Regions from separate parts of the Homo sapiens genome. Here region 2 is linked to region 1. The links are chromatin contacts, found by Hi-C or POLR2A ChIA-PET in ENCODE. All regions are on one chromosome and are shown on one strand. The core of a region is the stretch at or near the end of the contact, and the rest is flanking DNA. Distances in the headings are between cores, read along the strand shown. Region 1 has its middle 6.2 kb from the start of FBP2. Region 2 overlaps AOPEP (aminopeptidase O (putative)).

Evidence for each region. Hi-C counts contacts between places; a loop is a spot of excess contacts on that map. ChIA-PET counts read pairs that join two places held with the same protein, here RNA polymerase II (POLR2A). Pooled maps may share reads with other maps.
Region 2: a pooled map shows a loop between it and region 1 (2.9-fold over the local background). The contact joins two enhancer-like sites. A Hi-C loop is called at or near these places in 1 of 50 pooled maps. POLR2A ChIA-PET finds 5 or more read pairs at or near these places in 2 of 52 experiments (AG04450 and WTC11).

The regions. Positions count from the first base shown.
Region 1 is chr9:94,597,484-94,602,600 of GRCh38, forward strand. No RefSeq gene overlaps it. Among named protein-coding and RNA genes, the nearest start is that of FBP2, 6.2 kb to the left of the region's middle. Within about 2 kb of position 3,053, at least 6 of the 41 ENCODE cell types and tissues checked have a DNase peak (open chromatin) inside an H3K27ac peak, as active enhancers do.
Region 2 is chr9:95,054,202-95,059,318 of GRCh38, forward strand. All of the region lies in intron 13 of AOPEP (aminopeptidase O (putative)), which reads left to right. Among named protein-coding and RNA genes, the nearest start is that of MIR6081, 8.6 kb to the right of the region's middle. Within about 2 kb of position 2,072, at least 11 of the 41 ENCODE cell types and tissues checked have a DNase peak (open chromatin) inside an H3K27ac peak, as active enhancers do.

The DNA of each region.
Region 1 (5,117 bases), core at 1,803-4,302:
TCAATCCAACTTCCCTATTGGAAGCTGGAGAAAGGGCCATTCCAGTGTGTTTTACTCTGTGTGTTCCTGTTTAATGAAAGACTCATCTAAATAGAGATGCCACTTTGTATTAATCTGTTCACCCCATCTGACACTCAGTATCAGTTTAATAATAATAATAAGCTAATAACAGGAGTTATCATTTTTTGGGTAAGAACATTTTAATTTTGATATCATGAGGATCAAACTTGGAAAACTCTTCCTTTCCCAAGAGCTCTGGGAATTGTGAAAACTGCGGAATGGACCTTTCCTTGATCCTAACACGTCATGTTGCCATTAACAAATAAGCTTTGCCTTTCACATGGGGAAACCAATGATGATTCCTTTGACATCACTACAGAAATAGAGTGGCTGGATCTTCCAAGTTCTGGTCCAGTAAATGACTGCAGGGTGAAGACGGAGGCCTGGTTGATTAGTTTTCAGGTTTCATTTTGAAGCTAATGTTATCTGATTAAGAAGGTCTCCGGCTGGGCACGGTGGCTCACACCTGTAATCCCAGCACTTTGGGAGGCCGAAGCAGGCAGATCACGAGGTCAGGAGATCAAGACCATCCTGGCTAACACGCATCTCTACTAAAAACACAGAAAAAAATTAGCCGGGCATGGTGGCGGGCACCTGTAGTCCCAGCTACTCGGGAGGCTGAGGCAGGAGAATGGCGTGAACCCAGGAGGCAGAGCTCGCAGTGAGCTGAGATTGTGCCACTGCACTCCAGCCTGGGCGACAGAGCAAGACTCTGTCTCAAAACAAAAAAAAAGAAGGTTTCCCCTGTGATGGCGCAAAACAATGCTGAAAATGTGTATTCACACAAAAACCCACACACAGATGTTTATAGCAGTTCTAGTTAAACTAGAAACTGCAAACACCCAAAATCTCCTTAACAGTGAATGGGTAAACACACTGGGAGAGCCATACAACGGAATACTATTTTTTTTGAGGCGGAGTCTCGCTCTGTTGCCCAGGCTGGGGTGCAGTGGCATGACCTCGGCCTCCCGGGTTCACGCCATTCTCCTGCCTCAGCCTCCTGAGTAGCTGGGACAACAGGCACCTGCCACCACGCCCGGCTAATTTTGTTTTTGTATTTTTAGTAGAGACGGGGTTTCACCGTATTAGCCAGGATGGTCTCAATCTCCTGACCTCGTGATCCGCCCGCCTCGGCCTCCCAAAGTGCTGGGATTAAAGGCATGAGCCACTGCGCCCGGCCACAATGGAATACTATTAACAACACAAACACTAGTGTCACGTGTGGCACTTAGGCGAGTCTCAGAGGCATTGTGCTGAGTGACAGCAGTGGTCTCCAGCGAGTATCTACAGTCTCATTCCATTTGTAGGGGACTCTCCAGAATGCAAACCTGTGGGGACAGATAACTCTCATGGCTGCCAGGGGTAGGGGTGTGGGGAGGGGACAGGGCAATGGGGGTTTGCATGATAGAACAGTTCTAGACCCCAATTATAGTCATAATCCCAATTTCAAATTTTGCAAACTGAAATTCTGTACCCATTAAACAAGAACTCCCCATTCCCCCTCCCAACACCTAGTCCCTGGCACCCGCCATTCTGCTGTCTCTATGAATTTGGCTACACTGGGTCCCTCATAGACCATACAGTATCTGTCCTGCTGCGACTGGCTTATTTCACTCAGCACAATGTCCTCACCATCCCCGCATGCTGTGGCATGGGTCAGAGTTCCCTCCTCTCTGAGGCTCAACAGCATTCCCTGGTATGGACACGCCACAGTCTGTTCACCCATTCATCCTCTATGGCCGCTTGGGTTGCCTCCACCTCTGGGCTAGTGTGAGTAATGCTGCCATGAGCACAGCGTGCAAACATCTGTTCAAGGCCCTGCTTTTGATTCTCTCGGGGATGTGCCCAGAGGTGGACCTGCAGGATCATATGGTAATTGTCTGTCTAATTTCTGGAGGAACTGCTGCACCATTTTCCACAGCGGCTGCACCATTTCACACTCCCCAGCAGTGAGCAAGAGTCCCAGGGTCTCCACCTTATTGCCAGCACTTGTTATTTTCTGTTTGTTTGTTTTTACAGTAACCATCCCAATGGGTGTGAGGTGGTATCTCACTGTGGCTTAGAGTAGTTGCATCTTCCTAATGATTAGTGATGTTGAGCAGGTGCTTATTAGCCACTCCTGTAATTATTTTTATTATGCTTTTTGTTTGTTTTGTTTTTTGAGACAGAGTCTCGCTGTGTTGCCCAGACTGGAGTGCCGTGGCACGATCTCGGCTCACTGCAACCTCCATCTTCCAGGTTCAAGTGATTCTCCCATCTCAGCTCACGAGTAGCTGGGACTACAGGCACGCACCACCATGCCTGGCTACCTTTTGTATTTTTAGTAGAGATGGGGTTTCATGATATTGGGCAGGCTGGTCTCAAACTCCTGACCTCAGGTGATAAGCCTGTCTTGGCCTCCCAAAGTGCTGGGATTATAGGCGTGAGCCACTGCGCTCGGCTTATTATGTTTTATTAACATATCTGTTCACAACAGATTGGAAGTGAAACAAACAAGCCAGTGTTATGAGCAGATCTCTGGAGAGGCGCCGGTTGTCCGGCACTGTGGGTGTCAAGGATGAGCAGAAGCCTGGATAATTTGGGGATCAGGAGGGAGGGGGATTGGCCAGTGCCATGTATAAGTCAGCTCCCCCCGTAAAGGGATCCAAGGGAGGGCCTGCTATTTCTGCCACCCTCCAGCCCAGGCTGGCACCTGTGCAGCTGTCATGCCCCTTTCAGCTACATTTAAATGTTGGAAGTTCGAGTTACCTACATGATCTGAAATTGCAGCTGGTGACCTTTCAGCAAATGCCAAAGTTCTTTCAGGGCACACAACAGCGTGGACACACGGGGCATCTGGAAGGCCCAGAGGAAGGGGGGGGCAGCGTCCAGCTCACGCTTTTTTCAGCGCCACTGATGCATTGGTGATCACAGAGCTATTTATGGGCTTGCTGTGCTTGGTGAAAGGCCCTCACAGGCCTGGGCGGAAGTAGTAAGGACAAACAGAGTCTCTGAACAGTAAGGCAGTCTTAGGGCAGTTCATAGGGCGGGGCCCCCACCTGAAGTCTAGGATCTGGACTGTGACTCTACAGTACTAGCTGAGAGCATATTCTCTGTTAGCAAAACTCTGTTAGAATGCCTTCCATGCCCCGTCTCCAGTGATCTCAACAAACGCTCTTTCATGAAACCTCAGCATTTCTGCTTCCAGCACGGCAGACCCTTTAGGGTATCTGCTCAGCCCACGATCCCCATCTAAGAGAGAGGCGTGCCCTGCCCATAAAAAGAAAACCCAAGGCCACGTTTGTCTTATATGACCCGGGTCTATGGCTGCAGCTAACTGGACACAAGCTAAGACGTCAGGTTTTTTTCTCCGGGGAACTTGGTGTGAGACATGGAGACACAGTGGATTGGCTGACAATGCCAGGACGGACTAAGGGTGTGTCCTCGGGGTTAGGAAAGCAGTGGGTGCTAGGTTTCATGAGAGTCCCCTGAAGCTTTCCAACAAATTGCCTTTCTGCTTTAGCAGAATAAATGGGTTTCTGTTACCTACGATGAAAATGGCCTTGACTACAATAGATATTACAATTAACATTTTGCAAATGAAGAAAGGGAGACTCAGAGAGGTTAAAAATATTGCCAAGCTTGGTCTAGTTTAGTCAGGATAGCGTATGTTATCGTGCAGCAACAAATAAACCTGAAATCCCCACGGCTTAGCACAGCAAAGGTTTGTCTCTCCTTCTGGTCCCAGGCTGACATCGACATGGCGGTGGCTTAGGCCTCCAGGCTCCTGCCATGTCATGAACCTGTACAAAAATGCATGGCTTCAGAGGAGGACCCATCCTAATGTAGGTAATCTAGGCTCATCTCATCTTAATCCTTACTTTAATTAGATCTGCAAAGACCCTCATTCTTTTTTCTTTTTTTTTTTTTTTTTTTGAGACGAGTCTCGCTCTGTCGCCCAGGCTGCAGTGCAGTGGTGTGATCTCGGCTCACTGCAAGCTCTGCCTCCCGGGTTCATGCCATTCTCCTGCCTCAGCCTCCTGAGTAGCTGGGACTACAGGCGCCCGCCACCACGCCCAACTATTTTTTGTATTTTTAGTAGAGACGGGGTTTCACTGTGTTAGCCAGGATGGTCTTGATCTCCTGACCTTGTGATCCGCCCGCCCGCCTTGGCCTCCCAAAGTGCTGGGATTACAGGTGTGAGCCACTGCACCCTGATATATATATGGAAAAGGCTCCCAGACCATATTTCTCTCCCTTCATGCTTTGAGAACCAGATGCCAGCTGAGTTACAAGAAGTTTAAAACTCAAGAGGTGCTTTGTGCGTCAGGGGACTTTCCCAGAGGGCAGCCCCAGCTGGAGTGGAGAAATATTGGCTTTGGGTCTGTCTGGTCAGTGGGCAGAAGCAGATCCAATGCTCAAGATCAATTTCCTGCTGGGAAAATGTGAAATGAATGGGGAGTGTTTGGAGGGGAAGAAGCAGGATTCACATACACACATGTTTTCAGTTCCCAAGTGGAATCATATGGATAGATCCATTTTATATCTAGAGCTCAAGGAGGGCCACAGGTGTTACTTAGTGCCTGACAGAGCTTGCCACGATCTTGGACTCTGGTCCAGTAAGACCAGGGTTAGCGGAGGGAGAAACTGTTTCTATAGAGAGTTTAGTGAGAAGCCTGCTTGCTTGCAACAAATTGCATTTCCTTAAACCCTGTTCTTGTAGTGAATCCTTTTTCTTATGGTAACTAGACTGTAGGAACTATTAGCCTTTGTGAGTTAAGTGCCGTGCTTTTATAGAAAAATCACCACTGGGTGGCTGGGCGCAGTGGCTCACACCTGTAATCCCAGCACTTTGGGAGGCTGAGGCAGGCAGATCATGAGGTCAGGAGTTTGAGACCAGCCTGGCCAATATGGTGAAACCCCGTCTCTACTAAAAATACAAAAATTAGCTGGGTGTGGTGATGGGTGCCTGTTATCCCAGCTACTCGGGAGGCTGAGGCAGGAGAATCGCTTGAACCCAGGAGGCAGAGGTTGCAGTGAGCCGAGATTGCGCCACTGCACTCCAGCCTGGGAGACAG
Region 2 (5,117 bases), core at 822-3,321, 460 kb after region 1:
TTTCATGAGTGATTATTTTCTTGAGAAGCATAGATCAGGAATGTTTTCCCTTTGGCCCCTTGTAATTGGTCTGGCAGGATCTGGGGTTGGGGAGGTGGACACAAGGATCCCACACATCTCTTGTGAAATACTTGGAAATTTTCAATTTGAGTGTTTATGATGCTTCCAACATATATAATAACATAAAATATTAATGTACACGTGGTTGTAAGAGATCCAGTTGACCAGAGGATTGCATGTTTCATCATTTAAATAATATGCTTTGTGTTAGATTGCATATAGTGTATGCTTTTAACAAGAGTTAGGGGAATAATAGCACGGGAACATTTGACACTTACAATCTGGAAACATGAGAATTATTTATGCCAGTAAATTATTTCAGATAGTATTTGCGAATGATGGTATGTGTCTGTTTTAGGTTCTGTGGTGCCACTTTTAGAAACTCCACAAGCAAACCATGGCTCAAAGTTTGTAGTAATCTTTTTGAACTGTAACTATTAGAATTTCCCAAAAATCTAATAAATATGCTTTTCTTTGTATAAAATGAGCTATATGAATATTTGCTGCTACTTGAATTTTCTTTCCAAAATTTGTTTATAGACATACTCCCTAAAGATGTTTGATAATCAGAAATAACTGATTCTGCTAGACAAATATGCACCAATTGATTGATTTTCTTTATTTTGAAGAAAATTTTTTTCCTCTTAATTATTTGGTGGCTTCCTTTGCTGGCAAATCCAATTTTATGCCCCACAAATAATGTGAACAGTAGAGACTTCTACTTGTAAGTTTCGGCAATTCTTTAAAATATGTTAAGTTTTTGCTTCAACATATAAAGGTTTTTCTTTTCTGAATTGTGTTTTCAGCAGCAATTCAAACCAATTGTATTTTTCCATTATACAAATTACTAATTTAGAATAAATATATTTCATTTCTGTCATGATATCCTAGTAGGCAGGCTCTTGGGCAGACACCTGATATGTGTATGTATTATTAAGTTGTCTACTTTTGTTTCTTAGAAATGTTTATCATTTAAAAAGTAACAGATGGAAGAAGACCATTTATTGAAGACTGTGGCCTGGCTAGTGTGTGGGCAGTAAGGGGTGACTGCACCTGGGTTCTGTGGCTCTGAACGTTTTCTGTTTCTTTTTGGATTATGAGGAGGGAGAACTCTTGGTTTTGTTTTGAGGAACTTCATTGATTATATCTTAATTTTGCCTTATTGGCAAAAAGCACCATGTGAAAATTTATGCAGCGTATAGATTTTCACTGTGTTTTATTTGGTTCAGAGCCGAGTCTGGAAGATGACTTAGTTTATAAGTTCTGTCTCGTGTCCTGTAGCCAAGCTTTCTGTCTCCTTTAATGAGGGCACTGTGTGATTAGAAGCTGTTTCCTCCCATTCCTGTGGACTGAAGGGGCAACCTGAGGGTCTGCTAAGGTGGTGGGTGTGTTTTCTGGGAAGAGTGAAAGGGGATTTGTCAGCCTTTGGGGGAACTTGATAAAAATGAAAGATATTTTATGTCAGTGGGATCACCTTTTTAATCCAAGGGGCAAAAGAAAACTGGTTTCTATTGTGCCCCTGCCCGAAGGCCGCCTGCATGTGACTTTCAAAGGACCCTGCTTGTGTTGAATTTCAGCCAGCAAGTCTCCAGCATACAGAATTTGAGATTTCCCCCACCCCCACCGTTTCTTCTGTTTTTGTTCCATGTAAACAGTTCCCTGCGTAGTAACATAGACAAATATAGCAGAGAATGCTTTTCTGGAAGAAGAATGCTCCCTAAGCATTTTTTAACCATTTTTGGGAAGAATTGATCTTTCTGTGTGTTTCAGACAGACTGGAGAGGGGGAGGCCGTGGCTGTAAATTGAAGTGACATCATATGTATTGCCCCCATTGATCCGCTTTTAGTCTCCAGCCAGGATAAAAGGAAATGGCATCAGGGAGGAAGCATGCTTCATTTAGGCACAGATCCCAGAGTGATAATGGGGTAATAATAGAACTCATGCCACTGTCAATCCGTGGCTGCATTAGTCCCAGGCTTATTCTCTGTCTGGGGAGCCGCACAGTGACTTTCTTCGTGTGAGGCTGCAGCGCACCAGCTGGGCCACGCCGGGAGGTGCCCTCCTTTGCTTTCGGAGGGGTGCAGGCAATGGGGCTTGGATGTTGCCATTTGCTGGTCTCTTGTCACAGGCCCTGCCTCTGCAAGGTCAGTCATGGGACATGTCCGTGGCATTTTCTGATGTAGGAGGTGAGCTGGCCTGTTCTGCATCATGCTAATGGAAGAAATGGTGGCGGAACCTCAGTTGCGTGGGTGGTCTTCTGGGAGCACAGAGTGAGTGATGCCCCCGTGACAGCAGTAAGAGGCTTCTGCAAGAGTCAGGGGTTTTTCTTAGTTGAGCTGCCTCTAGTTTAGGAGGGTGGGTTTGGAAAATTCATATTTTCTTTCCAGGAGCATGCATAAAAACTCTCCCAAACCATTCAAAGTCGTACAGCTTGCGTCGACTCTGAAGTTGGGAAAAACATGCAGTGGACTTTTTTCTTTGTACAGTTCTTAGTATTTAGCAACTATGAGATCTTCCATGTTTAGAGTAGAACACAGACTTCTAAAATCCTTAACAAGCAGCATTTGTACTTGACTGACCTCGTTTAGCATTTTATTTCTTGTACTCATTTCAGTAAGTTTCATAGTTCTGTGAAGTTCTCTTGCAAGTACCCACATCACTTTGGCACCTTGTAGTCCTATTTTGTGTAAATTTCCGAGGCAGATGCATTTTAAAAATAATGAGCTGGTCTCTGTATGGAAAAAATAACCCCATCATGAATTTCTTGTTTATGCAAAGGAAAGGACTTTTGCATTCCTGTCACTGTTGAACTGTGGGTGTGAGCACTGTTGGGCCCCCAGAAATAAAGGCAAGTTCTTTTTATACTGTCTGAAGGAGCTGCTTTCTTAGGTGGTGATGCTTGGAGGTAAGGTCCTTTATTTTTCACGATCACTCTGTGGTACGACCAAAGCCTTATCTCTCTCCCGCCAGTGCTGCTGTATTAAACACAGCTGGCCTTTCAGTCTTAAATTCAGCTGATCTTAAAATAAATAAATAAACGCAGCTGGCCTAGAAGTCATGTGAAGTTTGCTTTGATTTCCACGTGGGTGGAAGTGGAGTGGTCCACATAGCATGTCCCACTCCCCCTGTGCCCGCCCCGGGCTCCTCGTACCACCCGGTGCTGCCTTGAGCACATCTGCTGATACGTGGTCTCTTTCATTTGCTTTACAAACATTTTGGTTTATTACATGACCACTGCTTTTTCATTTGTAGGGTGGCTTTACGGGGAGCAAATGTTTATTTTACAAAGACAAATGTATGGAAGCTGTTTAACCACATTTTTGCTTCAATATGCTCTTTTTAAGGTCTATTATCTTATCCTTTAAAAATGTTGTAATGTGTACTTTGCGAATGAAAGATGCTTTATTAGTTTTATTGTCTGTGTCCCAAAATAACGTTTGTTCACTGATTTTTTTTCCCTACTTTTTTCAGAAACTACATTTCCCCCCATGAGTTAGAATAGTTACAACTAAAAGCCAGGTGGCCGCAGGTTGTTTACCAAGTGAGAGTCATTTCAAGTCTATTCAGAAGAATGGGACTCACAGAAACCTGGGAGCATGAAGCTGGCTCTGGCAGCACTGTGGTCGGGGGCCTTGTTTTAGGGGGAGCAGATACCTGAGGGGAGTGTCCATCCTTGCTTCTTACCTCTCTCAAATTAGAGTCAGTCAGTGTGCTCCCTCCCTTACTTCCATCTCGCGGTCTTAAGTCAGGGAGTTTAGCTTTAAATATTTTCATTGTGTAAAATTTGGAGAGGACAAAAGCTTCCATTGATCCTTTTGGTTCTGTTTCTGTGTAGAGTTGCTGAGCTTTCAGCTTAAAAGAAAACTCAGATATACAGGTATGAATGCAGGTATTTTTGTAGGTTCACATATAGGTAATTGTTTGATTTTAAACTGGAGCTGTATCTATTGGTTAAACCTAGTTGGGGTTAAGTTGAGGACCAAGCTAGTTGTCTTACTCAGGGTTTCTTTGCTCTGTGTGTCTCTTTAGTTTAGACCAAATCCCAAATGAGAGTTCTAACAGTAGGCTTCTTTGTAAGCACAAGCGTATAATATGGGGAGATGCTTTTCTTTCTACTCTCCCCTTCCCTGTAATTCTGCAATTTGGCAGGGCTGGTTCCTTCTGTATTTAGTTAGCAAACGAGGCCCCACTTCTGGCAAAGGGTGTTTAGGGGCTGGTGGTGCCGAGAATCACTTCTCTGTGAGGCTGAGCCCATTCCCCAAAGCCTGCCTGCCTTTGTCTGGAGGGGCCTTGATGCCAGGCGCCTGTTGTCCTCGGACTGTCTGTCTTGAGAAATGCTGCTCACCAGTTTTGAGTGTTTGTGGGGTAGAGCAGGTCCCCATCCTGTTGTGGCCTGGCCTGGGTACCCCTCGTGGAGCTGCTGTTTGACAGCAGCACAACAAAGGGTAGTAGTGAGGTGAAGTGGGGAGAGCCCACGACTGGGGTGAAAAGGAAGACACTGGGAAGAGGGCTCAAGGGCTGGAGGGCATTCAGTCAGTGGCCCTGGGAGACGGGTTAGGGGTACTTGAGGCCATGGGTTGAAGGCCCAGCCTCCTGCAGGAAAGCACCTCTCTCGGAACATCACAGGAGGCTGAAGGGTGAGATGAACTGGAAGGAGAAGGAGGGCAGAGGGAGAAAGAGAACCAGTCTCACTGGGCTGCCTGGGCAGAAGTGCTGGATACCCACATGCACCCGGCAGTGTTCATGGTATGAATGGTGAGGAGGCCTACCAGAGGCTGGGCGCCTGGGTTTGGCCTCTTCTGTAAAACAGTAGATTTCTTTTTAATACCGTATGGTGGATGGGTGATTTTGTTACAAGTAGTTATGTAGTAATTTGATATCTTTAAAACATGCTGCAATTACTTGACTTCTCATGAAAAGAAATGGAGTGTTAGTAATTCTTTGGGTCCTTGTCAGTGCTGATTGTACTGCAGTTTTGCTGAAGGCGCCTTGTTTCTCCTGAGAGAATAGCCACAGCATGTCTTTCAGATGAAGCGATGTCATGAAGTACAGAATA